3 separate regions of the Mus musculus genome follow, and regions 1 and 3 are each linked to region 2. The links are chromatin loops, found by intact Hi-C in ENCODE. Cell type or tissue: heart. All regions are shown on one strand.

Region 1 (5,000 bases), 49 kb before region 2:
CCTACTGTGTAGCTAGCTCCTCTAGGCCCCAAAATAATGTCATCTCAGTCATCAACATAATAAGCCAAAGTTCCAAGTGTAGTCTGAGGTTTCTTTCCTCAGTCAGTTCTGGCCTCAATGGGATGCTGGCTTGGGGAAGGGAAGTCAGGGCAGGGGACGAGGGCAGGGGACTGGAATGGGGGGAGGGCACTTCTCTTTTTCTCCATCATCCCTGCTTGTAGCAACAGTGAGAAGAGCAGAGGGGATCAGGTCAGTTCTTGCACTGCCCTTGCTCTGAGGGTGGAGGCTAAGTCCTATGTGGCTGTGGCAGGCTCTTACAGACATTGCCATGGCTCTCCTCAGTATCCAGGGAGCCATTCACCTGCGCTTCCTTAGACAAGACCAATATGGATGTTTTACCCTCTAGGAATTTAGTGACACATGAAGCCACCATGTTACAGTCTAGCTTGTGCATACGCCAAGGCCTCTTTGTTTTTGTTTTTTGTTTTGGTTTTTCAAGACAGGGTTTCTCTGTATAGCCCTGACTGTCCTGGAACTCACTCTGTAGACCAGGCTGGCCTCGAACTCAAAAATCCGCCTGCCTCTGCCTCCCGAGTGCTGGGACAATGTTTTAAGATGACCTCACGTATGTTTCATATTATGTACATTCCTGCGTGTCCCCTGCAGCCACCGTAGTTCTCTTCCTCCCACTTCTCCTTCAACCAGCCTCAGCTACACACCCTCAGAATTTCTCAAACATGAGAAATTCCTCAGTGGCTCACAAAGGACATATACTGCTATAACGGAGTGCAAATGGTGAATTGATGCAGTCAGTTCCGGGGGGGGGGGGGCGAAAAACTGGCAAGAACTCGTAAAGTTGAAAATTTCCCAAGAGCCCGTTTCTGGGATCTGCCTGATGAAGCTTTTGCGAGTGGTGTTCCTGAAAGAGCATCTACGTAGAAATAACTGAAACCCCTTGGCAAGGGAGTAGGCAAATGATGTGTCTAACAATGAGCAGTGACAATAACTAGAGATTCCATTCAAAGTATAGTTTTAGGAGAGGAGAAATCATAGGTTTGGGATGGTCCAATTCCATTTAAATTACATGTCTGAATGTGCAGCAGAAGAGTGGTTATACGTGTAAAGACATGCATAGAAATGGCACAGAGAGGGAGAGGCTGGAAACTGAGAATTAGTACACAAGGGGTTTCTCATTCCCCACTATATATCAATAAAGCTAAAGGGGAGTGAATCAAAGTAAGTGTGATAGAATTCCAAGCCAGTAGTAGGTCCACAGGTACTTGTATTGCTCTGTTTGAAACATTCTATTATAAACATTTTACTTTGAAAGGTATAAAAGGCAGGTATGGTAGCTCAGTGCCTCAACTCCTAGCACTTAGAGGCTGAGATAGGCGGACTTCTGAGAGTTCCAGGGAAGCCTTGGGCTTCAGAGTGACACTTTTCCTTGAAGAAAATTTAAAAAAAAAAAAAAATCGAGGGCCAGGGATGTAGCTTAGTTGGTAGAATGTTTGCTTAGCATTCAAGAAGCCCTGCATCTGATACTCAGCATTTCAGGTCCACGAAGGTGATGTGACACATACATGGCTGTAATCCCAGCTTTCAGGGGGTAGAAACAGGAGATCAAGAGTTCAAGAGCATCCTATACAGTGAGTCGAAGTATGTAGTACGAGACACTGACACAATAAAATAATAATTAAATCAAAACAAGGCAGCAGAAGGAAGGCAAGACCTGGAGGCTAGCTGAGGCTCCAGACTGAACCCGGTCAACACAGCTGGGTGACGGTCATCTATCTAACCGGGCCAGTCGGGTCCTAGAGCCCTGGAAGCAAAGGCCATGTTGGCAAGTCCGTCCTCTTATTAACCGTACAGGGCTGGATGAGACCCCGGAATCGAGGAAGCTTACGGGAAGAACCAGCGACAGAGATCCCGAGATCTGTTAGGCATAAGCACACAGTGCCCACGCCCCTCCGTTGAAGCCGGAACCGCGGAAGTCAGACACGCACCGGGGCTGAGCGCCGCAGGGACGGGCCAGCAGCCTGCGCATGCGCAACCTGCAGCGCAGGCTCCGTCCTCCCGCCCCGCCTTTTCCGGAGGCTCGCCTTGCGCCTGCGCCCTGCGGCGCGCGCTTTGTTGGGAGAAGGAGGGGGCGAGGTCTAGCGAAGCCGGTCCGCTGAGGCGCTACGGGCGGGGCTGAGGATGGAGGTGACTGCGTTCGCGGCGACGGTTGGGGCTGCGCGCGAGGCGGCAGCGGAGTAGGCGGTGGAGATACGGGCATGGCGGGGCGGCCCCTCGGTGCTCCCTAGGCGCCGGAGCCATGGGCGCTCTCAGCAGCCGGGTGCTGCGGCCCGCAGGGCGCACAGAGCAGCCCGAACCCACGCCCGGGGCTGGGGGCGCGGCCCGCAGGTCGGACGCCGGCGAAGATGCGGGCCACAGCTTCTGTTACTGTCCGGGCGGCCGCAAGCGCAAGCGCAGCAGCGGCACATTCTGCTACTGTCACCCCGACTCCGAGACAGACGACGACGAGGACGAGGGCGACGAGCAGCAGAGGCTGCTGAACACGCCGCGCAGGTACGGAACGCCCCGCACCTTGGGGGGCCTGACCCCGGTGTCCTTGACAGGAGAGCGCGGGAGGGTCGGTGCGGGAGGTGAGTGCCCGCGGAGCAGATGGGAGCTGGGCGTTTGCAGACAGACCTAGGTCAGTGCGGGAGCGGGCGCGTGCCGGGCAGACCTGGGGTCAGTGCGGGAGCTGGGCATTAGCAGACAGACCTGGGTCAGTGTAGGGTCTGGGAGTTTGCAGATAGACCTGGGTTAATACGGGAGCTCGCGCGTGTTGGGTGGACCTGGGATCAGTGCGGGAGCTAGAAAGCTTAGGGTTCTGCACATTAAACAGAAGCTTCCTGAGTGTCAGAGCCTCAACCTGAGCCTAAAAGGACTAGCCAGAGCTTCCGCGTCCCTTCCGTAGCAGGCGTTTGCTTTTTGAATAGGATAGCCACGGGAAATTTTACTGTGCATCACTAGCCATAAATCAGTAAAGAGAGGAGCATAGTAGTCCCTGAGATGGACATCTCTCTGTGTTGTCACTAGAGGGACCAGTGATGGAGATTCGCCCAGTTAAGAACAAAGTCTGCTTGTTGAGGTGGGCTGCACTCTGTGTAGGTTGCATAAGATTTTTTTGAGGGAAGAGTTGAAAAAAAAAAATCATTGCTTGTGAAATAGATGTGGCGTATACCAGAATATACTGTGCAGTAAGGATTTTTTTTTTCTCTTTTTAAGGTCACTGTTAGACTCACACAGATGTAATTTTTTAATGAAATTTTTAAAAAGGATCTGCTTATGGACATTGCATTTTTGTTGACAAAAAAAGTGTAGGTGAGCCGGGCGTGGTGGCGCATGCCTTTAATCCCAGCACTCCGGAGGCAGAGGCAGGCGGATTTCAGAGTTTGAGGCCAGTCTGGTCTACAGAGTGAGTTCCAGGACAGTCAGGGCTACACAGAGAAACCCTGTCTAGGAAAACCAAAAAAAAAAAAAAAAAAAAAAAAAAAAAAAAAAGTGTAGGTGGTAGAGTTGGAGCTCAGTGGTAGCGGTAAGATATGTAAATATCTTAGGTTAAAAACTAGGTTAATATAACTTTTCATTAGGGGGTGAATATATTCACAAGATGGATGTTCTAATGAGTTCCAATTCTGAATTCCTATCTGTATTCTGCACTTAATATACTCATTTTCATATGTAAAGTAGAACTATTATTGCCACCTCAAAGAGTTACGCAGATTTTGCAAGGTATTACAATCCTGCAGTAAGCCTCTGGTGGCTGAGACAAGAGCATCAAGTTGGAGGTCAGTCTGAGCCACAAAGTGACTTAAAGGCCATTCTGGGCTGTATCCAGACACCCTGGAGAGAAGAGAGAGGAAGGAAGGGCTGGGAGTGTTGAGACTCTCACAATCTGAGAGTGAGCACAAGTGCAGTGCCCCCCCCCCCCCCCCCCCCGGTTTTAAGATTTGTTTTTATTTATGAGTATGTGGATTTGTGCACATTCCTGCAAAGTCCTGGAACTGGAGTTACAGAGGTGTTGAGCTCCCTAATGTGGGTGTTGGGAATTGTACTTGGGTCCTTTGGAAGAGCAGTGTGTGCTCTTTACCACCGAGACACCTCTCAGGCCCCAGAGTGCCTGTCTTTGTGCATTTGGTATTAGAACTCTTTGATGAACAGGCTCTTATGTCATAAGACATGCATCCTTCTTCAGCCTTAGTGACTTAGCCACTCCCACTTACTTTTGGTAATTGTCTGATGCACCTTTTTAATCCTTTCCAACCTACATCCTGTATCCCATCACCCAACCACCCCTAAGATTTCCCAGCCCATATCCCAGGGCCTTATCCATTCTCCGGAAGCACTTTACTACCAAGCTGGATCTTTTCCACACCAGTACCATCTTTTCACTCTTTGCATATGCACTCATGCACAGTTGTGCTTGCATGTGGAGGCCAGAGATCAACAGTGGATCTTTCTATATTCCCCTCCACCTTACCTTTTTATGAGTCTCTTTATTAAACTGATTGGCTAGTCTAGCCAACCAACAAGGTCCGATCCTCCTGTTCCTGTCCTTCTACCTGCCCCGTTAGGATTACAGATGCTGGCAACCCCACCTGGCTTTTTTGTGGGTGTTTGTTGGTTTGTTCTTGTGTTCAGCTTTGTACTTGCAAAGCACTTTATTGGCTGAGTAATCTGCCTGGCCCTTGTTTGTGTCTTTATGTTTAAGGTTAGTATATATACAGCATATAGTTAAATCTTGCTTTTTTTAATCTAACATGACAGCTTGTGCCTTTTGATTGGTATGTAGACCATGTATATTTAATATAATTTTTGAAATATATGACAGGGAACATTTAAAAGAGAAAAACAATTATTTGAGCAAGGAAATTTTAATATAAATCATAACAAACAAAAAACAGGAAATTAACTGTCAAAGACAAAATATAATGATAAGGGATCTTTAGGAA
Region 2 (5,000 bases):
ATCCATGCACATATTTGATTCTAAACTTGGTGTGCATGTGTTTGAAACAAGATCTCACTATGTATCTTCTAGCTGGCCTCACATTGGTATGTAGACAGGCTGGTCTGGAGGATGCAGAAGCCCACTTGTTACTGCCTCTAGAGTGCAGGATGGAAAGCATTTGACCTCTTGCCTGGCTTGTGTTGATCGTAGAGGTTGGGCTTTCTCACAAGCTGACGTGTAATCATGTTCTCAGAGGGGAATAAATGCACACAGAAGGAGCTCCACTGAATTAATAAGGTGGCTCTTAGGGGCAAGATAGTGTCCCATGTTACTCCTTGGCACAAGAGCCCTCAAGTAATAAAGGAAGCACCCTTTCATTGTCTTCTATGTGGACAGCATCATGTTATGAATGTTGCAAACAGACAAACCCTTACTCTCTCAGTAAGCATTGCCAACAGGTAGGTAGGTATGTATGTAGGTAGGTAGGTAGGTAGGTAGGTAGGTAGGTAGGTAGGTGTGTGTATGGTGTGTGTGTGTGTGATATGTGTGTGGGGGTGTGGTGTGTGTGATATCTGTGTGTGTTTGATGTGTGTGTGTAATGGCTAAGCAGGTAAAAGTGCTAGGCACCATGCCTGTACGTGCCTCTGTGTGTGTGAACAAAGTTGTATTCATGTCACAGTGCAATAGCACAGTAGGTAATCTCAACTCTCGGGAATATTATTCCCAGAAACCCTCCTGTAAGATCAAATTCGGCTCAGTGGCCTTGTATCCCTCTCTAACACACTGGATACTATCCATGATATGAAAACAGCCTGTCATCTGCTTCCATGATGAAGATGGCAAGCCTCTTGGCAGAGCCCACATGATCCCTCCTTCACCCCAGTGCTGCAGTTGTGCAGGATCCAACATTCAGCAGGCATTCACAAATGTCTGTTACACTAACTTCATCGTACTTTCCAGCCACTTTTGAAAATTTGAAGAGGCTGTGCTAAGTGTTTTCATTACCTAAGATCCAAAGCCTGGCAAGGGGAGGTGGGAAGAAGGGGGCATATGTCTCTGATCACCCATAGCCCCCATGTCACTTTGCTGTCTTCTCACACCTCTAATACAGTGCTCTGGCTTCCTCAAATCCCCCTCTTGCACTGTGGACAGTGACTTCAGCTGTCCATAGTGGTTATCCAAGATTATCCCTAAAACTTCCTTATAAGTGACAGGAGATTCCCAGTGCTCTCCTACGGCTTGACACATAATCTCAAAAATATGGAAGTCAGGCCGCATGGTGGAAATTCTAGTTTAGTTGGGATCAGGTATAAAAGAGGCTGTACAAAAGTCTATTTATTTACCTTTTTTTTTTTTTCCTTAACATGATGACTAGTGGACCAAGTGTTTTCAAACTAAAACTAGCCTCTTCTGCCTCTTCCTAAGTTTTTGTTCTAGAAGCCTGTCCTCAGCTGTTGCCCGTCAAAGGCTGGCAAGAGCACTGGTTCCATCAGTAGAGGCTGCAGCCTTTCCCACTCGCTGTATACATGTTTTACTGCAAGAAGCCGCGTTCTTGTGTGTGTGCGCGAGCGCGCGGCTCATAAAGCCTTTCATTTTGAAGGTTACGGCAACATTTGGGAGGTTCCCTTCGGGAGTAGGATGGAGCCTTTTACTTACAAAAAACAGTAGTTGGGGCTGAAGAGATGGGAGAATGCAGTGGGTTTGCTGCTCACTTTCTCAGTGCCTACTGTCAGGTTCTCAATGGCCAGTTGCATGGAATACAAGGGACACCCACATACATACAAAAATAAAACGAACTCTCTCAAACCGCCATAGTAGTTTAGGGTGCAATCCCAGTGCTGTCACTTGCGCCAACATAAAGCTGACTTAAGAATTAAATGCAAAAGTCAAAAACAGCTCATGCCGATTAGAATTCGTGTGGCCTGACGTTGTAAGACACTCTTTCAATCCCAGCACTTGGGAGGCAGAAGTAGGCTGATCTCTGAGTTCGAGGCCAGCCTGGTCTACAGAGTTCCAGGACAGCCAGAGCTACACAGAGAAACCCTGTCTCGAAAAACCACAACAAGAAAGGATTGGTGTGATGTATTTTATACGTGTAGAGGAACGCTGGGAAAACAAGAGAGAACTGTGCTGGGTGGAGCGATACACAGGTGAGTTCTCCAGCAGGACAAAGGGGTAAATCGCGACAAGATTTAAAAAGAAATCTCAACTTGAAGAAGCGGAATTAGCGCCCAGTTCTTCCAGGAACTTCAGGCCCTGGGGCGACTTCCAGGGCAAGACTTAAGTCATCTGTTTGCTGGAGCCGCCGGAACCCTCGCCACGCGCTCTGCTAGTTTCCAGCCGGCCTGCAAAAATCAACTTCCAGCTGCTCCGGAAGTTGTGGGGTTGTTTCCGGGGCGGTCGGAGGAGGAGGAGGAGGACTCCGATGGGTCGAAGTCGTAGCCGCTCCCCGCGTAGGGGTGAGTCCAGAAAGTCTCACGGCTAGGGACGGTGTCAGGTGCTACCCACGACCTTAACCTCGAAGGCCCGGGAGAGTGCGGGACGGGGCGAGGCCGGGACCTGCTCTCCTCAGCCCTGCCCTGAACTAGAGTTCCACAGTCCCTTCGCTTAGCTCCTGGGGGACCGTGCATACATCATAAGTCAGCCTGCCTTTCTCTGTCCAGTCCCCGTAACCATCGTAGGTAACTTTACCGTGAAGGATTGGTGTGAGAATTAACGTCACCCTCCATAACATTCAACCTGCCTTGGCTCACAGATGCTTTCTAAATGTCGGTGCCCTGCCTGGGTCTTTAGTTGGAAGTGTTTAGAATTTGAGACCGCATATCCTAATGTCTTCTGTACATAAGACAGAGAGCATAGGACTGAGGCCGTGTAAGGTGGGACTTTGGGGAAACTCAGAGGATATCTGTATCCTCAGCCATGTTAAGGGATTAGAATTAGTCTCTAGTTGTTTAGAACAAGGCTCACCTTCAACTAATACTCAATTATCTTACTAGGCAACCAGGGCCTCAAGCAAATTGAGCCTTCGAAGTGCAGTAAATGTCCAATAGATTGGTTTTCCTTTGGGAAATACCTATTGTGTAGCATTATGCCTTACTTTGGCCAGTTTACTAATTAGTACAAGACATGGTAGAGCAAACAAGGGGGCGGGGATAGCCTCATACACAGCCATGCTTTCAGAAAACACAGAACTTTGTTTTAAAAATACGATTCTGACTGAAAAGATAATCTAATTGGATATTAGGCTATTGTATAAACGGTCGAAATATGGGTGATTTTAAAATACACCACATTGTTTGACTTTAAAGTAATTTAAGTGATGTTATGTGTTGAAATGTTAGTAGGGGTGTGTGTGTGTGAGAGAGAGAGAGAGAGATCAAGAGAACTGAACTTAGTGCCTCACAGATGCATGGCAAACAGGGCCTTACCATAACAGGGGTTGGTCTTGAATGATTGCTTTTTCTGCCTCCACTTCCCCAGTCCTGGTGTTACAGGTGTGTGCCACTATGCACAAGAATTACTTCTTGGTTTGTTTGTTTGTTTGTTTAGGTTTTTCAAGACAGGGTTTCTCTGTGTAGCCCTGGCTGTCCTGGAGCTCACTCTGTAGATCAGGCTGGCCTTGAATTCAGAAATCCTCCTGCCTCTGCCTCCCAAGTGCTGGGATTAAAGGCGTGTGCCACCGCTGCCCAGCATTTGTTTTTTTAAGACAGGGTTTCTCTGTCACTTAGCAGTGCCTATTCTAGAGCTCGTGGACTGGCCTGGAACTCACTGAGAAGGGCCTGCCTCTTCCCTGAGTACCATGCTCAGCTGACTTTTTTGTTTTTTTAACTGTTCATTGTGACTACTAGTAGTGGCTTGCATTATACTTCATTATGACAGCTCTAGGTGTTCAAATTAACCTTTAGCTCTGCTATTTTTGTGTTTGTTAGAACGTAGGCGGTCCCGGTCCACATCTCGGGATCGAGAAAGAAGACGCCGAGAAAGGTCCAGGTCCAGGGAGAGAGATCGCAGAAGGAGCCGCTCAAGATCTCCACACCGAAGACGCTCCAGGTGAGTGTAGACAGAAAATTAAACAAAACAAAGAAAGAAAAACTGAGAAACTTGTCTACAAGGATGCGGAGAACAAAGAGCCCAGGAGATGCCCTTGACTTTGCCTTTATCACTTAGAAGGGACTCTGGTTTTATGAAATGGCAGAGTTTAATCACACAGTATTCTAAAGCTAGCATTACTCATGGCAAATAGTTTAATTACAGTGTATCAGAGCATAGTCTTTTAAAAGATGTTAGTCTTATTTTCTGTGTGTGGGTGTTTAGCCTTTATATATGTCTGTACCTGGTGCATCAGAAACAAGTTTCAGACTGTTGCGAGCTGTGCTGTAGGTCCTAGAGCCCATTTCCTGTGGAAGAGCAGCCAGTGCTTTTAACCTCTAAGCCAATCTTCTAGCCCTAGGGAATTGTCTATAAGAGCAACAGGAATGATGAATGAAATCCCCTTAGAAAGGTATTTGGTAAAGAAATTTAAGTATGTGCTCAGCAACAGGTGACCCACAGGGACTGACGAACTCTTCAAAGACATCAGTAGGCATTTAGAAGTGTGTGTGTGTGTGTGTGTTCATTTTTAAATTTTCTGTTGCATTTGAAAGTGTGCAGGTGTGCATGTGAATGTCAGGGATAACTTGGGAGTCACTTTTCTCCCATGTCCTGCATGGGTCCTTGGAATCAGCTCAGGTTGTCCAGCATTTTACCTCTGGGACCATCTCACTGGGCCTACTACTATTCTTTTAAAATATTCCTTGTGTGTGTGTTTGTGTGTGTGCTCCAGTGTGTGCGAGTCCGTAGGTGCCCATGGAGGCCAGTTAGCTGTTGGTGAGGGAATCAGCCCTGGGTCTTCTGCAAGAGCAGTGCTTGTTCTTAGCCATAGCTCCTTCTCTCTTTCAGGCTCATCTCAGAAACTTGGAAGGTTTTTAGGTCTCACGGCTTTTCTAGACTTGGCCATATCGATAACTTTTAGATAAAAG
Region 3 (5,000 bases), 720 kb after region 2:
CCCACCCTGATTCCCCAGATCACGCCAGGGAAATGCTCTGGTCTGCTAGGTGGAAAAGGAAGAGGGGGCGATCTGCTTTGTCCTCCTGATTCATGGCAGTCAAAATAAGCTGAGCTTCTCTCAGTTTTTTCCTAGCTGGGCTCTTACTGAGAACAAGGCTTCTTTGTTCATTCCTGTTTAATTATTTTTTATGTCTAAACCATTCCAAGCTTTGTTCTCCAGTCTCTTAACTCCCTCTGCTTCCCTTCAGCAGGAAACAGCCAACTCTGAATCCCCATGACTACTTCAAATTTCCATTCAACAATCTTTCTGGGTTTCACCTCCCTACATTCCATCCTGCCTCTGCGATGTTTATGTGAAGAGGAGCCCCTCTGCCCTTCTGGTGTGCTACTGTATTATTGTCACGTTAGCTTGCCCCTCTTGTCTTTCCTGCCCTCCTCCACTGACTTATTTGGTGTAAACCCATCAGACAACTCCATAGGAGAATGTGGATAAGCCTTGCAGGCATTAGAATCCAGAGGTAAAAAGTATGTATCTTGCAATTACACTTTGACTTATCAAGCATTATTGTCAGAATACTCACCTTACAATTATTGTAAATATTATGAAAAATAAATATAAGCTACATTTAGAAATTTCAAACTAAAAGTTTAAGCTTATTTTAAAATTTGCTGTCATAAATTTCTATAATCTGGGACTTAGTCCACTTCTCTGCAGATGACCTCCCTGTACTTTGGTCTTCCACTTGTACGATTCAGATGTCCCCGGCAAGCACGGGTCCTGAGATTGTGTAGGAACTTCAGACTTGGGCTCCTCTTTTATTTCAGGGTTATTTTTGGTGCTTGCTAAAATATAAAGCCATGATGTCCACAGCTATTGTGACACCTGGCAAAGCGATATCAGTAAAACTGGCTGTGGATGGAAAGGTGAGCTGACAGCATTTTTGACAAATAGAATGAATTGCTTTTTTAAAAGTGTATTTCATCCCAGTAATTTCTTGTCTAGGTATTCAGATGCAGTATACACCTATAGGAATGTTCACACCACAGTGTTTTCTGTAATAGTAGATCAGAAACACAAACCAAACCAAACAAAAACTCCAATCAGGTTAAGGTGGCCCATACCCTTAATTCTAGAGCTGAAAAAGGAGCAGGCCGATCTCTGTGATTTCAAGGGTAGGTTACTCTACAAAGCAAGTTCCAGATCACAGAGCATTACATAATGAGAACTTACCTTAAAACAAAAAAACTCCAAACAGGTAGAGGAATTTCAATATTGGAATGGTTTAAAAAAAAAAAAAAAGTTGGGGGGGGGGTTGGAGAGAAGGCTCAGCAGTTAAGAGCATCGACTGCTCTTCTGAAGGTTGTGAGTTCAAATCCCAGCAATTTCATTTCTACATGGTGGCTCACAACCATCTGTAATAAGATCGGATACCCTCTTCTGGTGTGTCTGAAGACAGCTACAGTGTACTTACATATAATAAATAAATAAATCTTAAAAAAAAAAGTTGGACCGGGCCATGGTGGTGCATGCCTTTAATCCCAGCACTTGGGAGGCAGAGGCAGGCAGATTTCTGAGTCCGAGGCCAGCCTGGTCTACAGAGTGAGTTCCAGGACATTCAGGGCTACACGGAGAAACCCTGTCTCGAAAAAGAAAAAAAAAAGTTGGTATTTTTAATTATGTTGGTTATAATAAGTGTCCTGTGTCATTCAAAATTAGGAAGAATATGTATGTTTCCCTGCCTGTGACACTATACACACATATATGGATGGAGAAATATGTTAAATATATCAAATAAGGAGAAATATGTTGTATAAAACTTTTGATTTATTTCTTTTTGGCGGAAAAAAAAGATACACCCGTGTGAAAGCAAATATCATGTATATACAAAATGTAAACAATTGACAACGTTCACGAAGAATGCAGGGATCAGAGGGTTGGGGCTGGATTGTCTGTTCCTCATTTGGAGCAGTTCGGGTGGCGCTATGAGACCCCAACTTAGAGCGTTTCTCCCTGGAAGGTAAAGCCCCTGGATGTTCCCCAAGCTTGTTTTCCCTGATCTTTAAAAATACAGCTAGAAAGAAGCTCTTTGTTCTCTATAGCCAGCAAAAAGCCTTTTTGTTTCTATACTGTACAACCAGAGATGCCTGCCTTCCTGTGCCGAGGACACGGAGATAAAAATTCAGAAAGAACTCACTCCCCACTCCTGCCTTGTAAATTTCACCAAGGACGCCCAGAAGAGCTCTTCCCAACTCCTCCCACTTCTCCTCCCAACTCCTCCCAACTCTCCTCCCAACTCCTCCTACCTCCTCAGCTAGCTGTTAAAAGTCCCCTAATGTCACCGCTCGGGGTTGAACTCCTCTGCCCTGCACGACAGAGGGACTTCTCCTCAGCTAGCTGATAATAAAACCTCTTGCAGTTTGCATCAGGTGCATCTTTTCTCTCGAGATGTTGGGGTGTTGGCCAGTTCATCCCAGGACTTGAGCAGAGGCCCAGCATCGGGGGTCTTACAGCGCTAGCAATTATTCACATAGCTACAAAACCGGCCTCCAGCTAAGTGCAGCACAGTCGAAACCGAAGGCAGGCTGACAAACCCTACTTTCAGTGCGACGTGTGTCGTCAGCACGGCGGGGCAAGGCGCATGCGCCCTAGCGAGACGTCGACGCGTCGCGTTCCTTTGCGGGCGCCTCTGGATCCCGCGGCCTCTTCTGGCCTCCCTGAAGTCGCCACTTTGGCCGCTCTGGCACGCCTGGCGTTGGGTGGGCGGCATCTCTGCGCCCACATGAACCAGCATTATGGCCGACATGGTCGTGGACGGGGCCGGGACTTTGCTGCCTGTGCCCCACCCAAGAAGAAGGGCAGAAACCACATCCCCGAAAGGTAAGCGCTTTGGTTCCGGGCTTGGCGTTCCGGCTGCCTCGGTGGCCTCGAGTCTCCGAGTGTTCCCTGGCCTCGCGCCCCGCCGCCTCCCAGGGTCCTCCGCGCCGAACCCCACCACACCTCCCCACCCCGCATTCTGGGGTCTTGGGTCTGTCCCGACAGGACTCTGTGGAGCTCGGGCCTGGGCGGAAGTGCGCGGTGGGGCGCGGCTGCCTGTATTGAGGCGTCCCTTGATCTCCGAAGCCACAGGCTTCTGCTTGTGTAGGCGCTGTGCCAGGATCCGGCCCGAGCTGTCGACACCCTTCACTCGGTACCGGCTCGAGGGGTTCTCTTGCTTTCAGGATTCGGAAAGCGGAGGTGTCCTTTGAGGGAGTTAACCCTGCCTGGGCCAAGGGCTAGTTTTAGGATTTTGCTCACTGGTGCAATGAACCCTTTACTTGCGGCTGTTTGCTTCCCCTCTCCGATTTCATCTCCACAAAAAACGTGGCTAGACCGGCCTCTCCCCTTCCTAGAATTCATCAAATCCTTTTTTTTTTTTTTTAATCTCCACAAATAAACAATACCTAAAACTCAGGATCGACAGAATGCTCTGCCCCGACTTCCCGGACTTCAGTAAGCACTTCTTTTTTATGTCTACAAATGAGCACTATCTAAAATTCAGGATGGACGTGATGGCCTCTCTCCCTTCCCAGAGTGGATATCTTTAGATCCTGTCAGCTAACCTCCAACATCATCCCAGTGTAGAACTTGCCTGACAGCTTGCAGAAGACAGCTGTCTGTCCACTGGACAATCCATTTTTAACATACCTTCTATAGTTAACTATTTAACTATTAATTACTAAGTAAAGTATAAGTAAGTTATAAATAAATTGTTTATTGATATTTTAATGTAGCTTATTTCATTATTAAATTATCTATTGGATATAAAATTGTTAACTAAAAATTAAAAATAATTTTAGCTATTGCTTATTTGTGGAGATAAAGCAAGATAAATATCAAGTAGTAATTGTGAGACAGCTCATAGATGTAAGATAAAGCTTGACTTTAAGAATAAAAACCTTCGGGGCAGTTCCAGGACAGCCAGGGCTACACAGAGAAACCCTGTCTTGAAAAATAAAAACAAAAAAAAAGAATAAGAAGCCAACTTCTTGTCATGGTCTGTCACACTAGGTTCCATTGCTCTGGGGCCCACTATGTCTCCAGTCTGTCACCACTCTGTGCTCACTCTCTACTCCAGGGATGTGAATGAACCGGACTTATTTGTAATTCATGGCCATAGACCAACTCAGCTGTGACTCTCCACACTGACTTCTGATTGAACTGAATTTCGGGTTGTAAGAACTGGGAGATTTCTACATATTGAGTTGATTCACTGGTGTGGAAACTAAAAACAATATGCAGTGAAAGTATTGAATTTGAGGTCTGTCAGCCAGTGTGTAGGCATTCATTACTCCTTGCTGGTTAATAGTTTTAGTTACCATAAAAAGTATGAGTTTCATGATGATATTTTCTATATGTATGGCATTCTACTTTGCCCATGTTCACCCACACACATACACCTTCCCCTTTCTCCTGCCCACATTTTGCTAGTTTCTTTCCTCCCCCTAAATAATTCACCACAGTTTTCATGTCTCAAATATGTGTGTGTGTATATATATATATATATATATATATATATATATATATGTATGTATGTATATATTATATATATGTATATTATATGTATGTACATTATATATTTAAAACTAGATTCCACACAGGAGGGGAAATATACACTATTTGTCTTTCCTTTTCTGCCTCTTGTTGCCCCTCCCTCCCTTAGCCCCCTTCCCACTCCGTCATAACCCCCCTTCTATTTTCATGTCTAATATTACCTTAGTATTTGACACGAGGCTGGGTTTGTTAGGCTGTTCTGCTATGGCATTTCTAGGTTTTAGATATTGTTTGTGGAGACCTGTGTGCTCTTTTGTTGTCTTGTATCTGTTTTCAAGATGGGGAGACAGAAAGAAACATAGTAGGTTGCTACTTGTGTGGAATAAATAGGTTAAGAGACATTCTGTATGTGTTAGGTGCCCAGTATCTCGGAGCCTTATTCTTGGAGACAAGGTTGGCATTCAGTT

What was found. Peaks named below come from ENCODE experiments on the same cell type or tissue, not always from the same donor. Only the 100,000 strongest peaks of a DNase experiment are listed, where the experiment ranks them.
Region 1: it touches region 2 in a loop (2.1-fold over the local background); 3 of 42 quality-filtered maps call a loop at or near these places.
Region 3: a loop joins it to region 2, with 5 times the contacts of the local background. A loop is called at or near these places in 2 of 42 quality-filtered maps.

What each region holds. Positions count from the first base shown.
Region 1 is chr6:86,730,479-86,735,478 of GRCm38, reverse strand. It overlaps Gmcl1 (germ cell-less, spermatogenesis associated 1), which reads left to right and starts at 2,101. Exons shown (of 14, transcript NM_011818.3): 1 at 2,101-2,568. The coding sequence starts at 2,315. In heart, no CTCF peak of the experiment used is centred here; DNase peaks (open chromatin) are centred at 2,028 and 2,498; H3K4me3 peaks cover 2,225 bases; H3K27ac peaks cover 1,786 bases.
Region 2 is chr6:86,681,888-86,686,887 of GRCm38, reverse strand. It overlaps Snrnp27 (small nuclear ribonucleoprotein 27 (U4/U6.U5)), which reads left to right and starts at 2,397. Exons shown (of 6, transcript NM_025665.2): 1 at 2,397-2,441; 2 at 3,912-4,032. The coding sequence starts at 2,408. In heart, no CTCF peak of the experiment used is centred here; a DNase peak (open chromatin) is centred at 2,367; H3K4me3 peaks cover 1,823 bases; H3K27ac peaks cover 1,303 bases.
Region 3 is chr6:85,959,318-85,964,317 of GRCm38, reverse strand. Dusp11 (dual specificity phosphatase 11 (RNA/RNP complex 1-interacting)) reads left to right here and starts at 2,651. Exons shown (of 9, transcript NM_028099.4): 1 at 2,651-2,880. The coding sequence starts at 2,783. In heart, no CTCF peak of the experiment used is centred here; DNase peaks (open chromatin) are centred at 2,347, 2,647 and 3,077; H3K4me3 peaks cover 2,875 bases; H3K27ac peaks cover 1,751 bases.